Regions from separate parts of the Mus musculus genome. Here region 1 is linked to region 2. The links are chromatin loops, found by intact Hi-C in ENCODE. Cell type or tissue: heart. All regions are shown on one strand. Each heading gives the region's core, and the rest is flanking DNA. Links, peaks and the distances in the headings are about the cores only. Region 1 overlaps Nol10 (nucleolar protein 10). Region 2 overlaps Gm36752 (a long non-coding RNA gene).

Region 1 (11,983 bases), core at 6,238-8,737, 54 kb after region 2:
CAATAGTTTTTTAAAAATAAAAATTACAGGTAAGAAAGAGATGATGGTACTGTACTAGAATACACACACACACACACACACACACACACACACACACACACACACACACACACTATTGCTTCCTGTAGCAAATAAATATCAAACTTAGCTAAGTTATAATATAAAGATTTCCTTCTATAGCTTATTCCATGTTGGCTATAAGACCCACCAGCACCACTTGTGTTTCCCAATTTTGACAGCTGAGGCTTTATAATGAGCGATCACAGACTGGGTGAGCCAAAGGGAGGAGCTGTCTTTGAGCATGTAATTGCATTTGCAGCATAATGAGCTGCCTAATTGCACATCCAAGTTTACAGGCATTAGCCTGAGTACTATGAGTCATCCAAAGGTGCACTGCTCTGCAGTAGCCTTTTGTCCTCTGATCCCAAAACTCAGATTAGCATTACTACAATTTAATCTCAGTGCTTATGCTTTATTTTATTTTGGGGAACAATCTGAGCCCAGGCTGGTCTCGACTCACTGAGTTCAGAATGGCCTTGAACTGCTCATCTTTCTACCTCTGTCTTTCAAGTGCTGGGACCATAGGCATGAGCTATAATTCAGCAGTGTTTACTTTTGAAAAGGAGAAAAATTATCTGCCATGATTTACTTTTGATTTAGTTTAGAAACATATTTTGGGGGATGGAGAGATGGCTCAGCAAGTAAGAGCACTGACTGCTCTTCCGAAGGTTCTGAGTTCAAATCCCAGCAACCACATGGTGGTTCACAACTACCCATAATGAGACCTGACACCCTCTTCTGGTACGTCCAAAGACAGCCACAGTGTACTTATGTATAATAATAAATACATCTTTGGGACAGAGCAAGCAGGGACCACAGTGTACTTATGTATAATAATAAATAAGTCTTTGGGACAGAGCAAGCAGGGATTGAGCGATAGGGGTTGATTGAAGCGAGTGGGCTGACTGGAGCAAACAGAGGTCCTAAAAAAAAATTTCAATTCTCAACAACCAGATGAAGGCTCACAACCAGATGTACAGCTACAGTGTACACATATAGATTAATTAAATAAATAAATCTTTAGAAACATAGTTTATATACTAAAAATAGGAAAAACAAGGCTAAATAAGACAGACCCTGTTTATGGTGCTCTCTCCCTGTCGGCTGGTCTACGCAAGGCTCTGACAGTACAAATGAGCAGACAGCATGTCTACATTTAAGAGCCAAGGAAGACTGGACATCCCAAGCAAACAGTTAAATACAAAAGTAAAGCCAATATTAAGAATTACAAGGAGCTGTCAGTTACTAACAGCAGCTCCTACCCCTAAGCCTTGTTAAAATGACAGTAAACACGTATGAAAAGGACTTTAGGACAGAGGAGGCACAGTGGCGCAGGGAGCACACCTCGTCAGCAAGCGCACAGACAGAAGGCCAGCGGCAAGAGCGGGAAGACTGAGACCGTCCCTCACGGTGCGCCTGGGCAGACAGGAGGAGGCATGGCACGAGGAAGGGGGTGACAGGGCTGGGGACACCTAATTCCCACCATCTCTAGGGAGACAGAATACACAGATCTCTGGTAAACCCAAGCTGCACTGCATGGCTTTGGGGCTGAAAGGACAAAGGTGGAAATGACTCAAGCTGTGGGGCTAAAATGACAACTGTCCAAATGTCAGGCCCTGAGATCCTTTGTCCCGGTCCCTTAAATACCAGAGGCCAAGTGGGCACTGCTGTGCTTGCACCTCAGGAAGAACCCAGGAAGTAGTCTCTGAAGAAAACCAAAGGTCCTGAGGCACTGGTGTCTGGAAACAGTGGCTCAAAGGATCAAAAGGAAAACGTCCAGGGGACAAGACAAGGTGCAAAGGGATTCCCAGGCAGCAGTCCACTGCCTCACTCTCACACAGGGAGCCCAGGAACAGCCCCTGCTCATGGTCACACAGAGTCCTCAGGAACACATTGCTCCACTCTTACAGAGGATCTATAGGCAGCCTCCACTGCCTCATTTCTAAGCAAGAATGGACTGCCAAAGATGCCCTTATCCAACCAAGACCGTCATTCAAAGACACCTTCCACTGTAGAGAAAGTGAGTAAAGCTAAGCCCTCCAGGAACCATGAGGAACAGATTCTACTGTGAACAGGCATTGTGGGCAAGGCAGGAGGAGAAATGTGACTGGACAGAGGCCCAACAGGGAGAGACTGCGGAGCACATCTGCCAACTGCAAAGGCAGCGTACTCAGAACTGTAAGGTTGGCAAAAAGACCTGCCCAGCACAGGCAAAAGGGGCCATCTTACAGGCTGCTCAGATCTCTTGTACTGAGTGAAACAGAGGCCATCCATCAGAGGGCCGAGGCACAGGGTTGACACGATCTGACTTGCATTTACAAGATCACTCTGATACAGGCGGAGAGACTTGCCGATTCCAGGGATTTAAAGAAACTCTGTTCAGTCATTAACTGACGACTAAGCAAGGCAAACCGAGATTTCTGTGGCTCTCTTTAACAAAGAAATCAGACTTTATAGTTAGTCCAGAAGTCTTACTACATAAACAACAAACTCTGCATGTGGGGAGCGGAGTTCGATAATTTCCACATTATCTTTAAAGTTTCTAGCTTTCAACAACAAAAATGGAGGTGAGGGGCACATGGGGAGAGGGGCACACGGGGTAAGAAATACCTTGTATGTGCTGGGGATGGACAGAACCTGCCTTAGGCACAGCTACCTGCATGCAGTCATAAAGATGCTCAGCAGCTGACAATGGGGGAGGGGTGCTGTACACACAGAGTGAACTAAACCTACCACTCCGTACAAAGGGAAAGGGAGCAGAGCCGGACCCTGAGCACAGGGAAACCCCGAAGCAGCTATCAGAGCATTCCACTTACATGCAATGCTCAGAAGCAGCCCCAAGCGCTACAGTGGCTGGTGGGATGAGGAGAGAGGCGGCAGGCAGGGAGCTTCCTTTTGGTGTGAAGGACCTGAGAGTGAGACGGTGGTGACAACATGATTCTGGGTACATGAGAAGCCACTAGATTATATCCTTTAAAGGACAGAGTTTCTGACAAAGTTGTTTTTTAAACATTGAATTAAGGATCACATGATGCACTTATCTAGAAGACTCAACTCTACCATTCCTGACTTTCAGATGGGGACATTCTCTGGGGCTGGGGCCAGCTGAATTGTCCAGGTTCCCGTCCTGAAGTATGCTCCTCATAATGAGATCATACAGACAGTTCTTCATGAGATCCAGTTAACATTTCTGGCAGGAGTCTTAGGGAGCATGTGCCAAGATTATCACGGAAACAATTTCTGCATTAGGTGCTCAGCTTCATGGAACTTATATTTTTATCAATGTTTATATCTTTTCATTTGTTTCCAAATTTTGGTATTAAATTGAGTTGGAGGTAACAAGTTGGTTCTGGGAGCCAACTTGCCGAAGCCATTCCTGCAAAGCTGAGCCACAGAGGTCAGAAAGACCCGAGTACTGTCAAGGCCACACCCCACACCTGAGAAGACTGCCTACTAAATAGACCCCTGTCTCAAAAAACAAAATGAGAAGAGAAAGAGAGAGAGAGAGACAGAGACAGACAGACAGACAGACACACACACACACAGAGCGAGAGTGAGTGAGAGAGAGTTTAAACCCAACTCATGAAGTAAAAATGAAACGTATCTGTTTGTTTTACATTTAAAAATATAGATGACATATTCATTTCGAGGCAAGAAGAAAGAATCAGAGCCCCTAGCGTTGCGTTACAGGTGGTCATGACTGCGCTGCATGGGTGCTGGAAATCAAACTCAGGCCCTCTGGAAGAACAGTGTGGTTTTTAATTGCCAAGCCACCCCTGCAGCCCCACAAATGGCATATTAAATGACATAAAAACTCCTCAGCTTTCATTTTCCTTCAGCATTGATTGAAACAAAACAAAACAAAACAAGTAGAGCAATGTTACCACAGTTTCATTTTCTGTCGGCTAAATGAGAAGCACATTTTTTTAAGGTCTCCCATCTACTCTTTCCCAAGGAACCTGGCCTTGCATCTCAGCTACAGACTACAATTTGATGTCTATCATACTGCACTTGAATTGCAGAGTATTTCCTAGGGTTTGTGCCCAAAGACTGCATTAACAAGTTGCTGAGTGATGTTTTATGCTTAAAGCCTTTTCCTCTTATACCTTCCTAAGTGCTAAATTCAACCTCACAGGCCCCACAGACATGAGAGGCACCAGGCCGACTCGACAGCGGAGAATGGAGTTCTCTCTTTGATCAAGCACCTGGAAGCGAGTCTTGCTTTGCCGTTTTAGGCTGCCAAGAATCCCGGATGGCTTAGGATGCTGTCCTTGGTTGTCAGCACAGCAGTTGCTTCCGCTCTACCTGACGTCCTGCTGGCAAAGGACGTGCTAGTAAGCCTTCTGCGCACTGTCTGTGCTTTCAGAACCACCCCTCAAGTCTAAGCAAAGCCAACGGTGCTGCGACAAACAAAACACCCAGGGAAGGAGAAGCACACAAACAAAGGGAGAAGAAACTAGTAAGAAGGCTTACGACGTCTTCTCAGAGTTGTACATTTTAACAGTGCTATCCTGGGAAGGTCAAAAACTCTCTTGCCTCGTTACCTCCAGGGGAGCATGCATGGGGACTAGGAAATCCTGAAGGAGACATTTCAAACCCAGCAAAAGACTTCCTACATCCCCAAATGCAGTCAAAGGAGAAATGGAAAACAAACAAACAAAATCCTCCAAACTAAAACAAAAACCACCAATCTGGATTCAATCAGATAAAATGCCAACTTCAATGCTCACGTTTCTCTCTGAGGTCAAAGACTCTCACACTGACCATATCAAGGATCTGAAGATAGTAAATGTGTGTGTAAAGCTGTGAAAAGGGAAGAGTGTGTGTCCTAATAATCTTTTTTAGTGATGTCTCAAGATAGAGTCCAAGCACCATGCAAAAAACCTAACCATTACCATGGCTGTGAAGAAAGCTTTACATAAAAATAAATAAATAATCTCAGAGTAAAAAGAAAGAAGGGTGCTGGGAAGGAAGGTGGAGAAGAAGGTGGAAGAGGAAAAGCGGAGAGGGAGAGAGCTCTTGGGCAGGGAAGAACCATGCAATCTGTTAGGAAGCAGCTGTTCTGGGTGAAGCAAAGATTTAGCCCCACAGTGCTTAACAACCAAAGCAAAGAAAGAGGACCAGTGGCCTGGTGGAAGGAAGCATACCAATAACGTAAGAGGAGAAACCCACTTCTGAAACGGAACTGAAGCAGTCTCTCACAGGTCCATCCGGGCCTTTCAGAATGTACAGCACCCTTTAAGAGAGGTTTACAAAAACTTTATCTGACTTGAGCTGTCATTTATGAAGACTGAAGCTAAGTGGTCTAAGTTACATGACTTAACAGCTAAGACTGACTCTGGGGTATTTAAGATGCACCGTGCAACATTCCAACATGTCACTGCTAGCCACATATGGCTATTTAAAGAAAAATTAAGATGGAACAAAACTGAAAAACTCAGTCCTTTAGGCATCCTGGTCACATCCCAGGTAACCCTGGGTATAGTAAGGACCAGGGCAGACCCCAATCTGCTCTCTGACTATGGACACAATGTGACTAGCCTATTGTCACAGCAATGGGTAAATAAGGAATTTGTTAGCAGGTATAACAAAGTGTTGCACATCTACACAGTCAGTCTTGACATAAAAGATAGAAATAATCTAGTAAGTAGGCTGCAAGAAGGGATACGGGAACCTGAATCAGATTACTATAGGAAAAGTCAGTCTGAAATGACTATGTAGTAGATAGATAGAGCTGTGTATTCTAGAAAAAAGGCAAGCCTATAAGACAAATAGGAGGTCAGGATCTACTGAGGCCTGCAAGGCTGAGAGAGGGAGGAATAGGTTTTTTATTTTGTTTTGTTTTTGTATTTGGATTTTCGAGACAGGGTTTCTCTGTGTAGCTCTGGCTGTCCTGGAACTCACTCTGTAGACCAGGCTGGCCTCAAACTCAGAAATTCATCTGTCTCTGCCTCCTGAGTGCTGGGATTAAAGGCATGTGCCACCACGCCCGGCTGGAACAGGTTTTGATAGGACACCATCATGGTATATAGTGGCACAGTCATCTGTGAAAATTCACCAATGCACAACACCTTGAGTGGCCACTAATGCAAGTTGTAGACTCAGGCTGATGATGTTAAGTCAGCGTGGCTTCAGCAGTGTAGAGATATGCCACCCTGTACAGATTACTGATAGGAAGGCAGGCCCTTCTCCCTGGTCTGTTGTGAGCTAGAAAGCCGTCTAGAAACTGTAGTGAGGAGCAGGTGAATGATGGCATATGGTTATGGGCAGCCATGCAAGGAACAGACAGGCACGCCGACCTTTCCTTCACTTCCGACCTGTCACTTGATTCCCAGCCAACAATACCACTGTGTTCCATAAGAAGGTAAAAACATACTAAGCTGGGTGTGTACCTCTAGTCACAGATACAGAGGAAACTGACACAGGAGGATTGCTTTAGAGCTGGAGTTTGAGATCACCCTAGGCAACACAACTGAGGCCTGATGTCAAAGAAAGTAAGTGGCCAGGGAGTTCAATGCCAGTCAGCTTACATAGCAAGACCCTCTGCCTTTAAATTTTTAAATAAATAAATTTTAAACAAACAAACAAATAAATAAACATAAAAAAGCAAAGCCACACACAGCTTCTCCCTCACTGGGGATAATTCTGTGTTAAGGGGACTAGAAGTCAGATTTTCGGGAGCACAGCCAACAGGAAGACAGACAGTACACATCCGATTGCTGTCTCCCTTTGCTCTGTGTAAGCCCAAATATCTCCACCTTTCAGCTACATTTCTGGCCCTTTGCCTTCTATTTTTAAGAAAAGAAAATACAGCTCCTGGGGAAATGAATCAAAGAGACTAAGTCTTGACTTCAGTCTGACATCCTCAGGCAGTTCCAGCCACGGTGCAAACACGTGCTCTCCCGCTGCCATCTGAATGACGTCACTCACAGGAAACTGGCTTATAGGATTCATTTCCAAAGAAGAATGACAGAGAGATCAGCCAGGAAAGCCCCAAGATGGGAGAATAGAGCTGGTAGGTAAGGCTTGGGTCATCACCAGACTCAAACTACTGTCAGACAGGAAGTCATTCATTTCAAGAAAGAACATTAGACATGTGCTCACTTAAGAAAAAATAGGAATCATCTGATACATTAACATAATGTCACATATGCCATATGTGTAGCAAATATTTCCACATGTAAATTACATATTTTTAAACCAACCAGAACTGAAATCAATGTTTGAAAATGTGGCAGGATGCTCAGAAAATTACTTCCTGATTTATACACTTTAATGCCTTAGGTATGTCTGCTATTTTTGTTGCCCAATAATTGTGATGGGAAGTGGAGAGGGTTTCCTCTGTTAAGAAAAATGTCACAGATACTGTTACTGCCCAAGAGTGTTTAGATTAGAATAGGAAGCTCTCATTTCCTCTTTGGAAAGTTGAAAACAGCACACCTTGCCATCTAACACTGTGTATTTCCTCTCACTTCATAGATATAAACATAAATGAACAACAGTACCAAACAAGAGCATTGCCCTGGAGAACAAGCTCACACTTAAACTCATTTACAGATACAATTCATTTAGGAAGAAATGCTGTGAGCTTGGGTTAGTCAACAAAGAAACAAACAAGAAATCTGAAGACCACTCCTTTCCTTTTGTTAGTTGAAGTTAGTGAAAACATTCAGAACTTGGATTCCAACTCCTTCACTTGAAGTGTGTTGCTCATTAGCCTCACATTCGCCCCCCTTAAGTTAGCATCTGCAATATCCACATCCTTCCAAATCCCCCCCCCACCAGACCCAGCTTCCTTCTCCACCCTTCCTGTAGGTGAACATTAAGCAGCATCCTTTGATGACATCTGCAAACTACCTGTCTCTAAATTCAAATCTGAATTTAATCAGAGTACACCATGTTTTCACTCAAATCCCACTTCTCTTAGCTCTGGCAGCTTCGATGTGTCTGTCCTCACACCCGAGGGCTCTTCCTACACACTCAATGATGGCAGATCTCTGCTTTAGTCCAGTTTGTTGGTGTTGCCTCACCTTACGCACACTGCCTTTAAGATCTCACTTTTCCTTACATCATGAAAACATGCTTTCTGAGAATGGTTATACCTGATAATTCCTGAACTTCTAAATTTCACCAATCTATAACTACCAGAAAAACTTCTCAATGAATACAAAGACTTTCAGGAGAACCCCTCACTGTCCCCTCTGTCATATATCCCATGTACACAGGTGTCTCAAAGGCTCTTGGACTTCATTAGCTGAACAAAGTCTTCTGTTGTTTTTTATAGATGTGGTCTTCATTGCCCATTCTAAATTTTCTAACTATATCTTATAAACTTCCCTCCTTTTTGTATTTTGGTCATTATATGTTTCTTAGCTTCAATTTCATTGTTTTAAATTCTTACACAGACAGCAGGTTTTAAATTCAAGTTGAATATAATCAAATGGAACAGAAAATTAACTTAAAATGTCATGGGCAATGTGGTAGCATATGCCTTGTACTCTCAACACTTGGAAGATGAAGGTGGAGGCAGGAGGCTCTAGAGCTATGGTGTGTAGTAAGACCCTGTCTCACAAAGAAAATTCTGGGAGCACAGACCTATGTGTAATGAACTCTAGAATTTTGGTTTCTTAAAACAAAACAAAACAAAACAAAACAAAACAAAACAAAACACAGAAATATAGTAAGAATGCTTTCTCTTAATCCCAGGAGTGAGGATAGAAGGCTACTTTGTAGCAGCTATGACTTGCTCTCTCACTATGTCTCTCTATCCTTTCTCTCCTATCCAGTGATAGGGGGTAAAACCAAGGATTGGGGGCCGGGGGGGGGGGGAATAAAGGGTGGGAAAAAGAAGAACCCACAAAGTAGCAAAGACCAGCTACAAGCAAAGAAGAAACAAGAAAATAGAAATTAGATTCAGAGATCTCTATCTTTCTCTCTTCCCCATATCCTTCTTTCACTCCTATCTAGTGATAGGAGGTGAAATGAGGAGGGGAGATAGAGGGTGAGAAAAAGAAGAATCTATAAAGTAGCAAAGACCAGCAACACTATTGTGCCAGCCACTTGGCTGACTGAGGCAGGAAGAATCTTGAGATTAAGCCCAGCCTGAACCACAGAGCAAGACTGATTGCTAAACTGCAGAGCTAAGCTGGACACTTAGTAGGAATTTATCTCAAAATGAAGTGTGAAAAGGACTGGGGCTGCAGCTTAGAGGTAGCAGGCTCCTGGGCATGCATAAGAGCCCAGCATCCATCCCCAGTCCTACAACCAAACCAAATCAAACCTTAAAAACCCTTTGGAGCATTCCCTCAGTTGGAGCAACACTAAACAAGCAGGTGTTGCGCACCCAGTGATGAGCCATGCCCAGAGCCCTCCCAATGTGCTGTCACTGTGAAAATGTGGGGAAACCACAGTATTTGTCCTGGGGCTGCTGCTCATCAACCACAGAGCACCACAGAAAGAACTGCATGGCTGCTCCTACAAGCTCCCAAGAACAACACATCACTAGCTCTGTCCTAGATGCAGAAGGGAAGGGACCTGGCAATCAGAGCTGAAGGAAAGAAGAAGCCACCACTCTCTGCTGAAAAAGCTCTCCCAGGTCAAGATTAGTCCAAGACAGGTGCCTGGAGAGCAGCAAAAGACAAGCCCTAACTGAAAATGCTCACACGGTGTGCACATGCTCTGGCGGGATCCCCGCTCTCCCCCGATCAGGAAACGGGGTTGAGAAGACAGCGAGTGAGTGTTGAGGCCAGTACTCACTCAGTTCTACCTACTCCGAAACCTAAGCTCCTTCCTTACCTTGGGCGAGACAGACAGAGTAAGGAAAGAAACCCTGGCTCCAGCTTTGCTAACGAACGGTTATCTGACCTTGAACAAATAATCCCATGCCTCAGCTATAAATCAAGGTGATGGCTTAGCCAACCTCAAAGATTCCTTCCTGCTCTCTGTTCTGGGCTTCAAAAGCTTCCTCCTCCCTTCAAAGCACACCCAACATGCCTGTAGTAAGGAGGCATTCAGCAGAAACTTGTCTTGCTTGTGTTCTGTCTTGTATATCCTCTGCTTGCTGGCAGAGTCCCTCGGGGATAGGGCTGGTTTTTTTTTTTTTTTTTTCCTTTTTCTTTTTTGGCCTATAGCACTACTTCCCCCAAACCAAAGGAATATGTTGCTACTAGTCCTATAAAATAGAGATTTCTAACACAACTACTTGTTACTGTATCCAAGAGTTCTCAGATTCAATCAGCCTTTTAAAGGAAAATGGCATCAATCATTTCCAAAATTTACGTGCACACTACAGTAACAACAATTCAGCACATGGTACTGTGCCAATAGATAGCTCATCTAGGGAGCTCTCTGGAGTATCAAGTCAGTGCTCAAGATGAGCCTTGCACTGAAGCAACTTCACAGGGCTCATCCAGCAGGGGACTCAACAGAATTTCCACAAACTCCAGTGAATAGCACAGGTCCATACGTGAAGAAAAGCAAAGACCCTGTCTGGCCTTTCACACATGTACCACAGCAGCAATTATTCCTTACATGCAAAGCAACTTTTGCAGAAATGTTGATAAACATACAGCAAAAGCTCCGTACCCTTGGCTTTCGTCCAGGAAAAGGATGAAACCAATCTGTCCTACACTCAGAATCACCACCAGACCTTTGGAATTAAGTCCTAGCTGTAGAAACCTTACAAAACAGGTAGCTGGTCCTCACAGGCCCCTGGTCTTCATACAGTACAGCATCAAGACTGTCTGACTCTGGTATGATGGGATCTGACACAGGTAGCCAGGAGCTGCCCAAAACGAATGCCAAAAGCTGTCTGGTGGTCAGTCCCCCCCTTCTGACAAGCTTCCTCTGTGCCTCTGTGCATCTCCACTCAATGTAACTTTATTCCATGTGAACTTCTAACTTCCTATACTTCTCTTAGGGTCTGGTTATGAAATACGCCTCCTTCCCTTGCTTAATTAATAGGTTGTTATTTTCCAAAAAAAAACAAAAAACAAAACAAAACACAATTTTTTTTTGGTACTATGTGTAAGAGTCAAACTTACAGATTTTTAAAAAAGTTATCCTTTAACAGTTTTGGAGGTCTCTTGCCCCCACAGACAGACATGAGTAGACTTTCCTTGTCCAGGCTTCATGGGGCCTGGCTTCCACAGATGAAGCCAAGAAGCAGCAGAATTCTGCTCTTTTGTTCTTAACCTTTGTTTTTCTGTTTAGAAAGCTGGGAATGTACCACAATGGCAGAGTGCTTGGCTAGCATGCACGGGCCCTAGGGATAATCCCTGGGTGTCCTGGTTTGCTTTCTACTGCTATGATAAACACTGAAAGCAAGTCGGGGAGAAAAGGATTCATTGGGCTTACACGTCCCAAGCACAGCCCACGGCTGAGTGAAGTTAGGGCAGGAACCATGGAGAACTGCTGTTTACTGACTTGTCCCTCATGGCTTGCTCATCTTACCTTCTTCCTTTCTTCACACCCTGCCCTCATCTTTCCTTCTTCCTTTCCTTTGGGGCAGGGTTTCACTATGTATCACTGGCTAGATTAAAACTCAACAAGATTAGCTTTGAACTCACAGAGATCAATCTGTCTGCTTCTTCCTCCTAAGTGCTGGGATTAAAGGCATGTGTCACCATGCCTTGCTTTCTGACACCACCCAGGACCACCTGCCTAGGTCACCACTGCCCAGAGTGGGTTGGGCCCTCCCACACCACACATTAATCAGTAATCAAGAAAATGCCCACAACCTTGCCTATGGCATCCCAATAAAGGCAATTAATACCTCAATCAAGATTCCAGCTTCCCAGATTATTCTAGCTTGTATCAAGCTAACAAACCAACCAGCATACCAGAAACCACCACCTGCCCAAAAAAACAAATTCCTCTCTAATATTTCATTTTGGTTAATATATGGCTGGCTTAGCTGGCAATG
Region 2 (11,983 bases), core at 4,022-6,521:
GGCACTTAGCCTTTCAGCAGATGTATGTGCCACATGCAACTTATCACTACAGGGCCTCAAACCCATGGCCCCTCTGCCTCAACCGCCTGAGCTGCAACCACAGCCTACATCGCCCCCACCGTGTGTGAGTGTGTAGTTCATTGTCGTGCAGCCATGGTCAACACCCATTTCCAGAACTTTCTCATTCTCATCTCACACTCTAAACCTATTCAATACCAAGTCCTCATCCCTCCTCCCACCAGCCCCTGACAACTGCTACTTAGCTTCCTGGCTTTATGCATCTGGCCACTCTAGAGACCTCAGGTACCTCTTTGTCCTTTTGTGTACCTTATTTCACCTTGCCTAATGTCTTCAAAGGGAAGCCATGGTATGTGTCTGAATCTCCATCTTTTTAAAGGCTAAACTGTATTTAATTCTGTGTTCCACAAATCTCCCTCCAGGCTGTGCGACAAGCTTTTCTACTCCTGGCCATCTCCCCCTCCCCCCCATCATGCCTTGCAAATGCCTGCCTCTGAGCTTTGCTTATTCCACTATTCCCTTCTGGAATGTTCTCCACCTTCTCAAGCCCTGCTTGTGTGTTACAGCTCAGCTCAGGCCCAGTTTCCTGCAGGAAGTATTTCCTCTATGACAGTTGTGTCCCTGGAGTGGCTTTCTCTGTCTCTTGGGGCCTCTGTACGTCTTCCATATGTGTTTGTTTCCCAGTCACATGCCAGCTCCTGGGATGAAAACTTGGTGTCACTTCTTGCTTACCTCAGCTGAGCTATGAGACTTTACACAGCCAATGGCTGGTAGGTAAACATGAGGGGCAGGAACAGGAGCGACCTTAGTTCTAACACCCTAGTTAGTTCTGAGGCACACAGAGTGCCTGCCAGCCCATTTAGCCAGCCCAGACCATTGAAGCCTGGAGTACATACAGTTCAGATTGGAGGACTAATAGGCATGGTTTCAAATTCCTTCTGGGCCGTTCAGTGGCCATTTGGGCAATTGATAGAGACCAAGTAGGAAGAATCATATACAGTATATATATTGCTGCTAGAGGCTTTCTTGGGGTCATGATAATGGCTAATTTTATGGGTCAACTTGATTGGACTAAGGGAGATTCAAATAGCCTATTGAACATTATTTCTGGTGTGCCTTTGAAGAGGTGTCCAGAAGAAACTAACATTTAAATTAGTAGACAGACTGACTGAATGGGCTGTACCTTCACCAGAATGGGTGAGCAGCAACCAACAGAGAGACAGGCCAAGCAAGGGTAAACATGCTCTCTGCTCATCTGGGATGTCCATCTTCTGTCTTTGGATGTTGAAGCTGCAGGTTCCCAGGTCCTTAGATTCAGCCTTATATGGATGTTGGTACCTCTTTCCCTCTCTAATCACAAACCAGCTTGTTTAATGGTTACCCGCTTTCTGAATGTGTTCATATATCCCACTGGTCTGCTTTGCCTGGGGAACCTGTTTGCTGAAGTCAGGTCCCCAAGATTTATGGCATGGCAGAAGGTACACTCCCCCCCCCCCAAACCTGGATCTGGATTTTCCTTACCAGGAAGTAACCCCAGAGCTCCGAGGCAGCAGGTTACCAGGAAGTAACCCCAGAGCTCCGAGGCAGCAGGCTCTTCTTATAAGGGAGCCATAAGAGAAACTCAGAGAAGTAAGATCATCTCCAGCCCTGCCCTCACAACTCCCCCCAACACTGCTTCTCCCGGGCACTGATGGGTCTTCATGGGCTGCCACCATCACCCAACTCCCAAGCCCACACCCTACCACTAGGTCTCAGTTTCATAAGAAAGAAAACCAGGAGTGAGCTTGGCTCCTGGTCACATGACAAGGGGGACATGTTGGGAGCTGGGACAGTTTTGTGTTCAAAGGAAAGAGCCATCTCATGCCTGTTTTGATGTGAACATTTTGCTCTAGTGGGAAGACCTGAAGTGACTCGAGTTTCTTTCCAGTGACATTTTGTCTGATGAACACAAGGGTGTCGAGTTCCATTCTCAGAGAAGACAGTGGATGGGCTCTAGGAGTCACATTTTCCTCGTTACTGGAAAGTCTACATGATTCTAAGTGGAAGGAATAACAAACTTTTAAAAAATATGAACAAGAGAGCTGGCTCAGCAGTTAAGAGCATTTGACTGGACTTGCAGAGGTCCTGAGTTCAATTCCCAGCAACCACAGGGTGGTTCACAACCATCTGTAATGGGATTTGATGCCGTCTTCTTGTGTGTCTGAAGTCAGCTCAGTATACTCATATGAATAAAAATAATAAAAAAAATATGATTAATACTAATGTGTACATAGAGAAATCCAAAGCATTCCAACTTCCTCACCTCTCGCCAGCATCCGGAGAAAGAGCTCCAGTCAGGGTGAGATTCTAGCTAGTGGAGAAAAACATCCTCCAGGTATTTCACCTCTAGATTAGACCCTATGGCCTTGATAGATAGTGGCCTGTTTATTCCTGTCACTGTAAATGCCTTGCACAAGAGCAAGTGTCGGCTGCCCCAGGCATCCTCCAGCCTTCAGTGACTTCAGGACTGCAGCCACCCCATGTGTGGAGGTCCAGTCCACTGTGGGCTGTGCTTCTGTCTTGACCTCAGCCCTTCCTTCCAGGAAGCCTTTCTTTGCCCCCTCTCCAGACTGACGTGTGGGCCTCACTCAAATGATCCTTTGACACGTAGCCAGTGCTCCATGCAGCCCCTCTCCCCCACTCAGGCCTTTCCATCTGGAAGATTAGATCTAAGAAGTGAGGTCATTTGGGCTTAGCCTGACCAGCAGGGACTAGGTCAGAAATGAGCTCTGCATCCCTCCAAGGGAGCCTGTCAGGAACTGTCTGTCTCAAGGCAATTTTCAGGAGGAAAATGGAAGGATTGTTGGAGATAGCAGGAAGTCATGCAAATTGTGTCATGCTTCAGATTTTAAAAGCATACATTAAATCAAACCAAAGCCCTGACTCTACACTATATGCTACAGGGAGGGAAAGGAAACACTAGGCACTGTCTTCAAGGAAAACCAGCCACAGTGGTTAGGTCTGGCTGTCTCCAGGCAGAAAATCCCCGAGTAGTGTCATCTTGTGTTCAAGAGAATATCCCAGCACTCGGGAGGCAGAGGCAGGCGGATTTCTGAGTTCGAGGCCAGCCTGGTCTACAAAGTGAGTTCCAGGACAGCCAGGGCTACACAGAGAAACCCTGTCTCGAAAAACCAAGAGAGAGAGAGAGAGAGAGAGAGAGAGAGAGAGATTAGGACTGTGTTGAGGGATATAGTTCAGTTGGTAGAGGGCTTGTGTAGCAAGCCTGAAGCTGGGTTTAACTCTCAGCACCACATACAAAAAAAAAAAAAAAAAAAAAAACCAGGCATGATGGTGGAAGACTGTATTTTGCAGCTCTTAAGATGTGAAGGCATGCTGGGCAGTGGTGGCGCACGCCTTTAATCCCACACTCGGGAGGCAGAGGCAGGTGGATCTCTGAGTTCGAGGCCAGCCTGGTCTACAGAGTAAGTTCCAGGACAGCCAGGGCTACACAGAGAAACCCTGTTTCAAAAAACCAAAAACCAAACCAAACAGACAAACAACCTCCCCCCCCCAAAAAAAAGATGTGAAGGCAGGAGCGACAGAAGTTCAAGGTCATTCTTAGCTCTATAGCAAGTTCAAATCTAGCCCAGAGCCAAGGAGACCTTGCCATACAGAGAAGGAAGGAGGAGGAAGAGGAGGAGGAGGAGGAGGAGGAGGAGGGAGCGGAGGCGGCTATTTCGTCTGTAGCCTCTCAGTTCTGGCTGTGTTCCCTCAGCTCTTGTCCTGCCCCAGTCCAGCTGCTGGCACTATCTATGACCTTGACCCATGATCTTGAAGTTCCGATCACTGGGAAGAAAGGAGATATGAGAAAGGATCCTTATATCCTACTAAAGATTTCCTTTATATGCATGGGTGTTTGCTGGCATGTATGTCTACGGACCACGTGAGTGCATGGTGCTCACGGAGGACAGAGGGGTCCTTAGGATCCCCCTACAACTGGAGTTTCAGATGATTGTGACCTGCCATGTGGGTAGCTCACATGTACACAGGGTTTCTCTGTGTAGCCCTGGCTTCCAGGAACTAGCTCTGTAGACCATACTGGCCTTGAACTCACAGAGATCCTCTTGCTTCTGCCTCCTGAGTGCTGGGGTCAAAGGCGTGTACCACCAGTGTCTGGCAGGACGCTCACTTCTTAAGGAATAGCAGCTTCCAGATGTGGGATGCTTCATTTTGGCTCAGGTCTCCTTGAACACAACAAAGAGCGGAGGCAGTCTTTGCTCAGGGTGTGTTGGGAGATGGGAGGAGAGCCAGGGTGTAAGCTTTGTGCCATAGGACACACAAGGAAACACGGGCGCATGACAGGCAGCTGGCAGAAGCTGTCCGTCCCTGTCCTTGGGTCCACACACAGAGGCCTAATGCAGACTAGCCTGTGAGGCTCTGTCACATGGACTCTCAGAATCTCCACCCGTGAGGGCCTCTGTCCCCAAACCTGCTGTTTGAGGAGATCTGTGCATAGGCTCTTGTCACCTTCTTCAGCTTGGTCTCCAGGGTGCTCTTAACACTCCTTCACGGTAACAAGACACAGCCTGCTTCGTGCTGGCCGGAAGGAGCTGAAGGACCTAAGGAGTGGTTTCCCATTCCAGTGTCACTCTAAGTCCAAGGGATAGTGACAGTTGGCAAATAGGCCTTTGCGATCTGCAAGGTGTTCACGTGTTGGACCTTGAAGGACAAGAGAAGGTGAGGCTGTGAGGGGACAATGGAAGGGTGGCTGGTGCCATCAGGAACAACTCATCTTATCTCCTTGAGACAGGGTTTCTCTGTATATCCGTGGCTGTCCTGCAACTCACTCTGTAGATCAGGCTGGCCTCAAACTCAGAAATCCACTTGCACACATTGTTGCAGGCCCCATACCCGGAATGAAAACTCCCCTTTGTCCTACCAGACCCCATAGCTCTCTGGACTCTCCTGCTGCAAAGGTGGGATGTGGAAACTGGAAACTGTAGTCACTGCTATGAGGTGGCCCCCAAGCATAAAGGGCTGGGACCTGCTAGGGATGCAGCAGGGCCGCCAGACTCTCAGGCAGGCTCCACTTTCAGGTGACCTGCCCAGGCTCTGCTGGCTTTTTCCATATTTACCCGTGAACTTTCCTTTAAACAATCAAGAGGAAATACGCTCGCCCCAGATGGCCAGGATACACGTGTCTGAAGCTTTTTTTCCAGGGAGGGAGCCGCTAGGCCAGGAGCGCTGGTCACAGGAAGGAAACCTAACCCTCGCCATCAAGGAAGCAATAATCCCACCTCGCTTTCAGGCCCTGAAAGAGAGGCATGGCAGGCAGCAGGCCACGTCTGCAAACCATGAACACTGAGTCCCTCGGGATACAACCTCTCTATGCACCAGCAAGCAAGTCTTGTTGGACTCCTCAGGGGCCATTTGTGCTCCCACAGCCTCGCTCCCTTGGATTTCTCCTCTCCAGAACATTCTTTTTCAGCCCGATTTACAGGGTGGAACTTCAGCTTCACAGGACCAGTCCTTTCTCTGCCCTTGACCCTTGAGGGATCAAGGGGGGGGGGGGTAGCAATAAATGCCATAGGGACCTGTAAGGGCGTGGACAGGGTAGAGTGCTCTGATTAGGGTCTCTAGAATGCTGGTGGGCCCACTGTCACTGCTGTAATGGGTCTCTAACAATGGATGGCTTGGACACCAGCTTATTATGCTGCTAGAAGCCAGGGGCTCTGATGTGGCAGGGCAGGCGCTTTCTCGGGCCAGCAGGAAGGGTCTACCCCAGCTCTCTCCGGGCAGGCGCTTTCTCGGGCCAGCAGGAAGGGTCTACCCCAGCTCTCTCCGGTGTGATTCAATGACTCGAGCTTATGGATTTCTTGTTCTGGTTTCTGCTACCATCTATACGGTGTCCTCCGTGTGTGTGTGTGTGTGTGTGTGTGTGTGTGTGTGTGTGTGTGTGTGTGTGTGTGTGTGTATTCAAATTTTACTTCCTTTGGGATACCAGGCACATGGGGTTGTAGTTCACCTTAATCACAGAATCTTGATTTGACTGTCTCTGTAAAGGTCCAGTTGCTGTTAGCATGTAATATATGAGAGAAGAATTCAGACTTACATACAGCCGGCCAGGACCGGTCCTTCCAGATACTGCACTGCAGACGTTGCTCACTATAGATGCAGAAGAGTTGGGTGGGCTTGACTCTGACATTGCCCCTTCCATTCCCAAGTTAGTCTTCAAGCCACCCCATGAATTGAGGGAATTTATCTTCCCTGTGAGGCAGGAAGAGAGAACTAGCAACACATGGCTATGAGGCATAAAAATGTTAACTCAAAGCCGGGCGGTGGCGGCGCACGCCTTTGATCCCAGCACTTGGGAGGCAGAGGCAGGCGGATTTCTGAGTTCGAGGCCAGCCTGGTCTACAAAGTGAGTTCCAGGACAGCCAAGGCTATACAGAGAAACCCTGTCTCGAAAAACAAACAAACAAACAAACAAACAAACAAACAAACAAAAAAAGTTAACTCAAGGACTCCCAAACGACCTGTCACTCAGACTACCCTAGGCCACTACAATGATTAAATACCCTCCTCCAGAAAACAGTGAAAATCCATCACCTCCAACAGCCAAAGAAGGGTCCACCCTCCGGACTCCGGACCCCAGACTGGGGCTCTTGAGTCACTTGTCCACTGGAGTCCACTCCCATTCTGTGGACTGCGTTCTCTGATTCTATGCCCATCTCTAATAAATCTGCATTTTAGATTCTACTCTGTTCTTGTTGGACGGTTTGCCTGAAATACAAAGAACCTGAACACTGATCATGGGGTACCCTGGGGATTCCTTCAAGAAACACTAGAGACAGAAAGGGGCTAAGAAGCCTTCTAGTCCACTCCCGAAAATCTGACTTCCTGTTGCAGCTATAAATGCATGTGCAGGTACAAATTAAATACCAGAACAGGGGACAGTGTCCAGAGTATGTAAATAACTTCTGCTGTGTTTTATAAAAAAAAAAAAAGAAAGAAAGAAAGAACAAGGAATATGTTTGGTAGAAGGGTGGTATGGTGAGGTGGAAGGGAGTGCTTCGGTGGGCCCATGCTGATCCATCCCTTCCCCCACCCCCAGGTATACGAAAGGTATACTATGGAATAGAGTTTATTTAGGTGGGGGGATTGAGGAGGGAGTAGAGACAGAGAAAGGCAGAGAGAGAGAGAGAGAGAGAGAAAGAGAGAGAGAGGAGGAGAGTCCAGCCATGAACACGTGGAGAGAAAGGGGAGAGAAGGTACAAAGAGGTAAAAGAGTAGGAGTGAGGAGGGGGCAAGCAGCCCCTTTTATACTAAGTCAGGCATACCTGACTGTTGTCAGGTACCTGTGGGGTGGAGCCTAGAAGGAATGCTAACAACTTCCATAAGGCAACAACAATAATAAAAATATGGACCACCGGGAAGTGATGGCTCACACACCTTTAATCTTGTCACTGGAGAGGCAGAGGCAAGAGGATCTCTGAATTTTAGGCCAGCCTGATCTACAGCGTGAGTTCCAGGACAGCTAGGGCTAGACAGAGAAACCCTGCATTGAAAAAACAAAAGAAACACACAAATAAGTAAGTAAGTAAGTAAGTAAGTAAGTAAGTAAGTAAGTAAGTAAATAATAGGACCCAACTAGAAAGCAGGTAAGGTCTTGGAGAGTGGCTGCTGATGGTCTCTACACACCCAGAAAGAGGTGGAGCAGCAACAGGGAAACGCAAATCAAAGATACAGGAGGGGCCTACAAGGTGACTCAGTGGGTAAAGGGGCTTGCTGTCAAGTGTGTCTTGAGATCGATTCCCAGGACCCCTAAGGTGAAAAAAGAGAATCAACTCCTTGGAGATGTCTTCTGACCTATATATGGACACACAGACATGCACACTAAATAAATCTTTGTTTACAATGATGGGGGGGGCATTGTAACTCCTTACATAGTTGAACAGTGTTCACAGCTGCATAATGCATGCTAAACAGCAGGGATCGGGATCGAGCCAGTCTCTGCAGTAACAAAGGGACAGATGGGCAGAATGTGGTGTGTTCGAGCAAACAGGATTATTACTCAGTCACAAGAAAGAGGGGCATGCTAGCATGCTACCGCGGAGATCAACCTTGAACACCACATGGTAAATGAAATGAGCTAGACACAAAAGGTCAGGACTGGACGAGCCCATGCGATGAGGCAACTTCACAGTCAGCAACTAGAGCAAAGGTCGACAGCAGCTGGCCAGATTAGCAGTCAAGGGGCACAGGGTGTCAGCAGGGCAGTAACGAAGCTTTGGAGGAGTACAGTGGAGATGCCACACAGTGGCACATACTTAGTGCCACTGAATTTCATGTTTAAAAGAGGGTTCAAGTAAGGGCTAGAGACAATGGCTTTGCAGTGAAAGGAGCTTGTGTTCCAGAAGGACCCAAGTTCAGTTCTCATTACCCACATGGGGCAGCTCACAACTGCAAGTAACCCTCTTCTAGCCTCCTCAGGCACCTGCACACATGCATACTTACATACACACACACACACACACACACACACACAAATTTAGATTTATTTTCATTTCATGTGCATTGGGGTTTTGTGCATATATGTCTTTATGTCTGCATGATGGTGTCGGATTCTCTGGAACTGGAGTTACAGACAGTTGTGAGCTGCCATGTGGGTGCTGATAATAGAACCTGGGTCCTCTGGAAGAGCAGCCAGTGCTCTAAGTGCTGAGCCATCTCTCCAGTCCCATACATATAACATTTTAAAAATCTTTTAAAAAAATGTTTAAAAGGTCGTATGACACATACCCCAAATGGTGGTTATTTTGTCAATGTGAGAGTCTAGAATGTAGGAGAGAGACTTCTGCATATGCCTGAGAGAGTTTCTAGATGGGATGGTTGTGGTGGGAAGATGCACCCACACTGTGGGCAGCACTATTCCCTGGCTGGGGTCCTGCACTGAATCCAAAGGACAAGGAGAGCTGAGTGCTAGCGTCCACCTCTCTGCTTGACTGCAAATGCAATGGGATCTGGTGCCTCAGGAGTACCCCTCCACGATGCACTGACTTCCCTAACAGTGACCCCAATAAACCCTTTCTCAAGTTTTCATCATGATTCACCGTGCGAAGTGGAGCTGGGCCCAGGTGCCAAACAGACGAGTATGGCAGTGGAGCGGGAGGCTGGCTCTGCTGCCTGGCTCTCCCTGGACCTGCAGATGTGACTCCTTCGGGCACTGGCCTTTTGCATGGAAACCACTTAAGAGCCAGAAGGGAAATTCAAGTTGAGTCATTACTGCAGGATGTGCAAAGGCAGTACCGGCAGGACCTCCCCCCCTCAACTTGGCATCCTCAGAGGAAATGATTTTGTTTTGCAGCCTCCCCTGTCACCTAGCCTGCTCATCGGGGACAACTGTGTTTCCTATCTTAAGACATTTCCAAATGGGGCGTGCTGGCGAGCACTTCTACAAATACATCCGGGAGGAGCCGGCCACACTCCAGATCTGGGGCCCAGTGCCTCCAGGGCTTCTACAGGAAAAGGCTGCAGCTGGCAGGAAGCCTGGGGTCTCCTAGCTTGCTTTCTGGGCAATTAATTAATTAATTAAAATTTAAAAACGGTACCAGAATAGAGCAGATTGGAGGCCACTCAGTCCCCAAAGGGTGCTCACTCCCTTTGCTCCCAATGAAATCAAGACCCCGGGAGGATCCTGTTGTGTTTGCTTGGGCTTCAGCCTCCTCTTTCTTTTCCCAAGTGCCTAGAAACCCACAGATCCACCCATGGGATTCCCCTGCACGCGCCTTTAGCTCTGAAGGCCTACCAGGAGCAACAGCTTTTGCCCCAAGCCCTGTGGAACGTTCTCACTGTCCCACTTCCTCAGCTCCATTCTCTATCAATATTTCCAAGTCCACCGATGTCATGTGCCTGACTGGGGCCCTGGCAGGAAGGATAAGAATAATATCCAGATGGGCATCCCATCTCTTCTCCTCTGATATACCCCACTGCTACCTCTGTCCCCTCAGTTAAATGCAAACCCTGGTATAAACCTGCTCATTGCCCTAGAGTGTGTGTGGTCATCACGGTCCTTGGGGTTCTGCGGGTGAGGGCACAGGATGGCATGGCAGCGTTTCCAATGGTATCGCCATGGTTACCGGGAACCCTTGCCTGAATAGTTGGTAGCCCTCACCTAACTCAGGCAGGTTGATGGCTTCCGCTCCCCAGGAAGGGGACATACATGTTCTGCTCCTGGCCTTTGCCCATTATCACCGTGGTCACCTAGTATCACCTGGCCAGGAGTCAAGCACTCAGTGTTCTTCTGGGAACCTGCCATTGCTGGGGGTGGCTAAAGTGAGGGTTAAGTCAAGAGCTAGGCCTGTCAAGAGCGGAGCTAAGATGTTAAAGAGTAGGGGTGGGGTGGGGTGGACCACTCTAGGATGGTGCCCTATGCACTGAATGTGCCCTGAGAACTCCCAGGCTGTGGGCACTCAGAGGAGATGTGGGTGCAAGCCATAGCAGTCTCATGGTACACACATTCCCTGCCTCTCTCCTTACCTCTTTTAACAGGGAGCTCTGCTTAGTTACATTAAAGGCAATGGCTCTTCACTTGTAAAGCCAACCCCTGAGGGGAAATCACAATTTTTCAGCAGAAATGTCTTCAGTGACTCTTCAAAAAGTGTCTTGCTCTCATTCCCTTCATGGTGAGAAGCTCACAGGACTGGAACAATCCAGGCTTGAGACTCTTCACCAGCTAGTGCCCCAATAAAGGGGGCTCTCCCCACATCTGACCTCCCCAGTGAAGTCCCACCCAGGCCAGGCCTCCTGCTTCTGCTTCTATTTCTTCCCTCTGCAGGACGTTCTGTTAGGGAGCCTCAGTGTTCTGTGTTGGCCTCAGCCAGTTCTCTCTGAAGTATACTTCCTCTGTAGGTCCTAACCACACAAGGGGCTTTATTGCCATTGCTCTGTCCGGTCCCCAGGACTTGCCAATTAGCCTCACTGCTTTTAAACCCCGGCTTTGCCATTTATCTGCCAATTATTTCTTTGTCCCCCATTGGAATTCAGCCACCTCACAGACGTGCCAGGCAGCATCTCAGCCAACTGGGCTCCAGCTCTATCTACTCTGTCTCTCTCTTTTACCTGTGAAGCCTGAGTTTCTGAATCTCCAACACTTTGTGTCACTTAGATCTTCCCAAGGTGCAGTGGGGACATTTACCCACAGATCTGTGTCCCTTGGAGTGCTGTAGGCACAGACATACTGGGGCGCTCTCCGTCCTTTCAGTGAGCATAGCAGATGTGGCCAAGTCCCACACACATGAGCCCAAGCCCCTCTACTGGCTGCATAGTCCTCCAGTCACGGTAAGCAGTCTCTCTGGGTGCTTTGTGAGCTCAGAGCAGCAAACCTGCTTGTGGTGAGCACTCTGCTTGTGATGAGTGCTCTGTTTGTGATGAGTGCTCCTCTTGTGGTGAGTGCTCTGCTTGTGGTGAGCACTCTGCTTGTGATGAGTGCTCTGTTTGTGATGAGTGCTCCTCTTGTGGTGAGTGCTCTGCTTGTGGTGAGCACTCTGCTTGTGATGAGTGTTCTGTTTGTGATGAGTGCTCCTCTTGTGGTGAGTGCTCTGCTGTGGTTGAGTACTCTGCTTGTGATGAGTGCTCTGTTTGTGATGAGTGCTCCTCTTGTGGTGAGTGCTCTGCTGTGGTTGAGTACTCTGCTTGTGATGAGTGCTCTGTTTGTGATGAGTGCTCCTCTTGTGGTGAGTGCTCTGCTGTGGTTGAGTACTCTGCTTGTGATGAGTGCTCTGTTTGTGATGAGTGCTCCTCTTGTGGTGAGTGCTCTGCTGTGGTTGAGTACTCTGTTTGTGATGAGTGCTCTGTGATGAGTGCTCCTCTTGTGGTGAGTGCTCTGCTGTGGTTGAGTACTCTGCTTGTGATGAGTGCTCTGTGATGAGTGCTCCTCTTGTGGTGAGTGCTCTGCTGTAGTTGAGTACTCTGCTTGTGATGAGTG

The links. Peaks named below come from ENCODE experiments on the same cell type or tissue, not always from the same donor. Only the 100,000 strongest peaks of a DNase experiment are listed, where the experiment ranks them.
Region 1: a loop joins it to region 2, with 7 times the contacts of the local background. A loop is called at or near these places in 4 of 42 quality-filtered maps.

The regions. Positions count from the first base shown.
Region 1 is chr12:17,385,701-17,397,683 of GRCm38, reverse strand. The region is part of intron 13 of Nol10 (nucleolar protein 10); the gene reads right to left. Among named protein-coding and RNA genes, the nearest start is that of Mir3066, 36 kb to the right of the region's middle. In heart, for the core only: no CTCF peak of the experiment used is centred there; no DNase peak of the experiment used is centred there.
Region 2 is chr12:17,437,837-17,449,819 of GRCm38, reverse strand. It overlaps Gm36752 (a long non-coding RNA gene), which reads right to left. Exons shown (of 3, transcript XR_381308.3): 2 at 6,110-6,264; 3 at 4,121-4,716. Among named protein-coding and RNA genes, the nearest start is that of Gm36752, 7.3 kb to the right of the region's middle. In heart, for the core only: no CTCF peak of the experiment used is centred there; a DNase peak (open chromatin) is centred at 5,209; H3K27ac peaks cover 1,489 bases.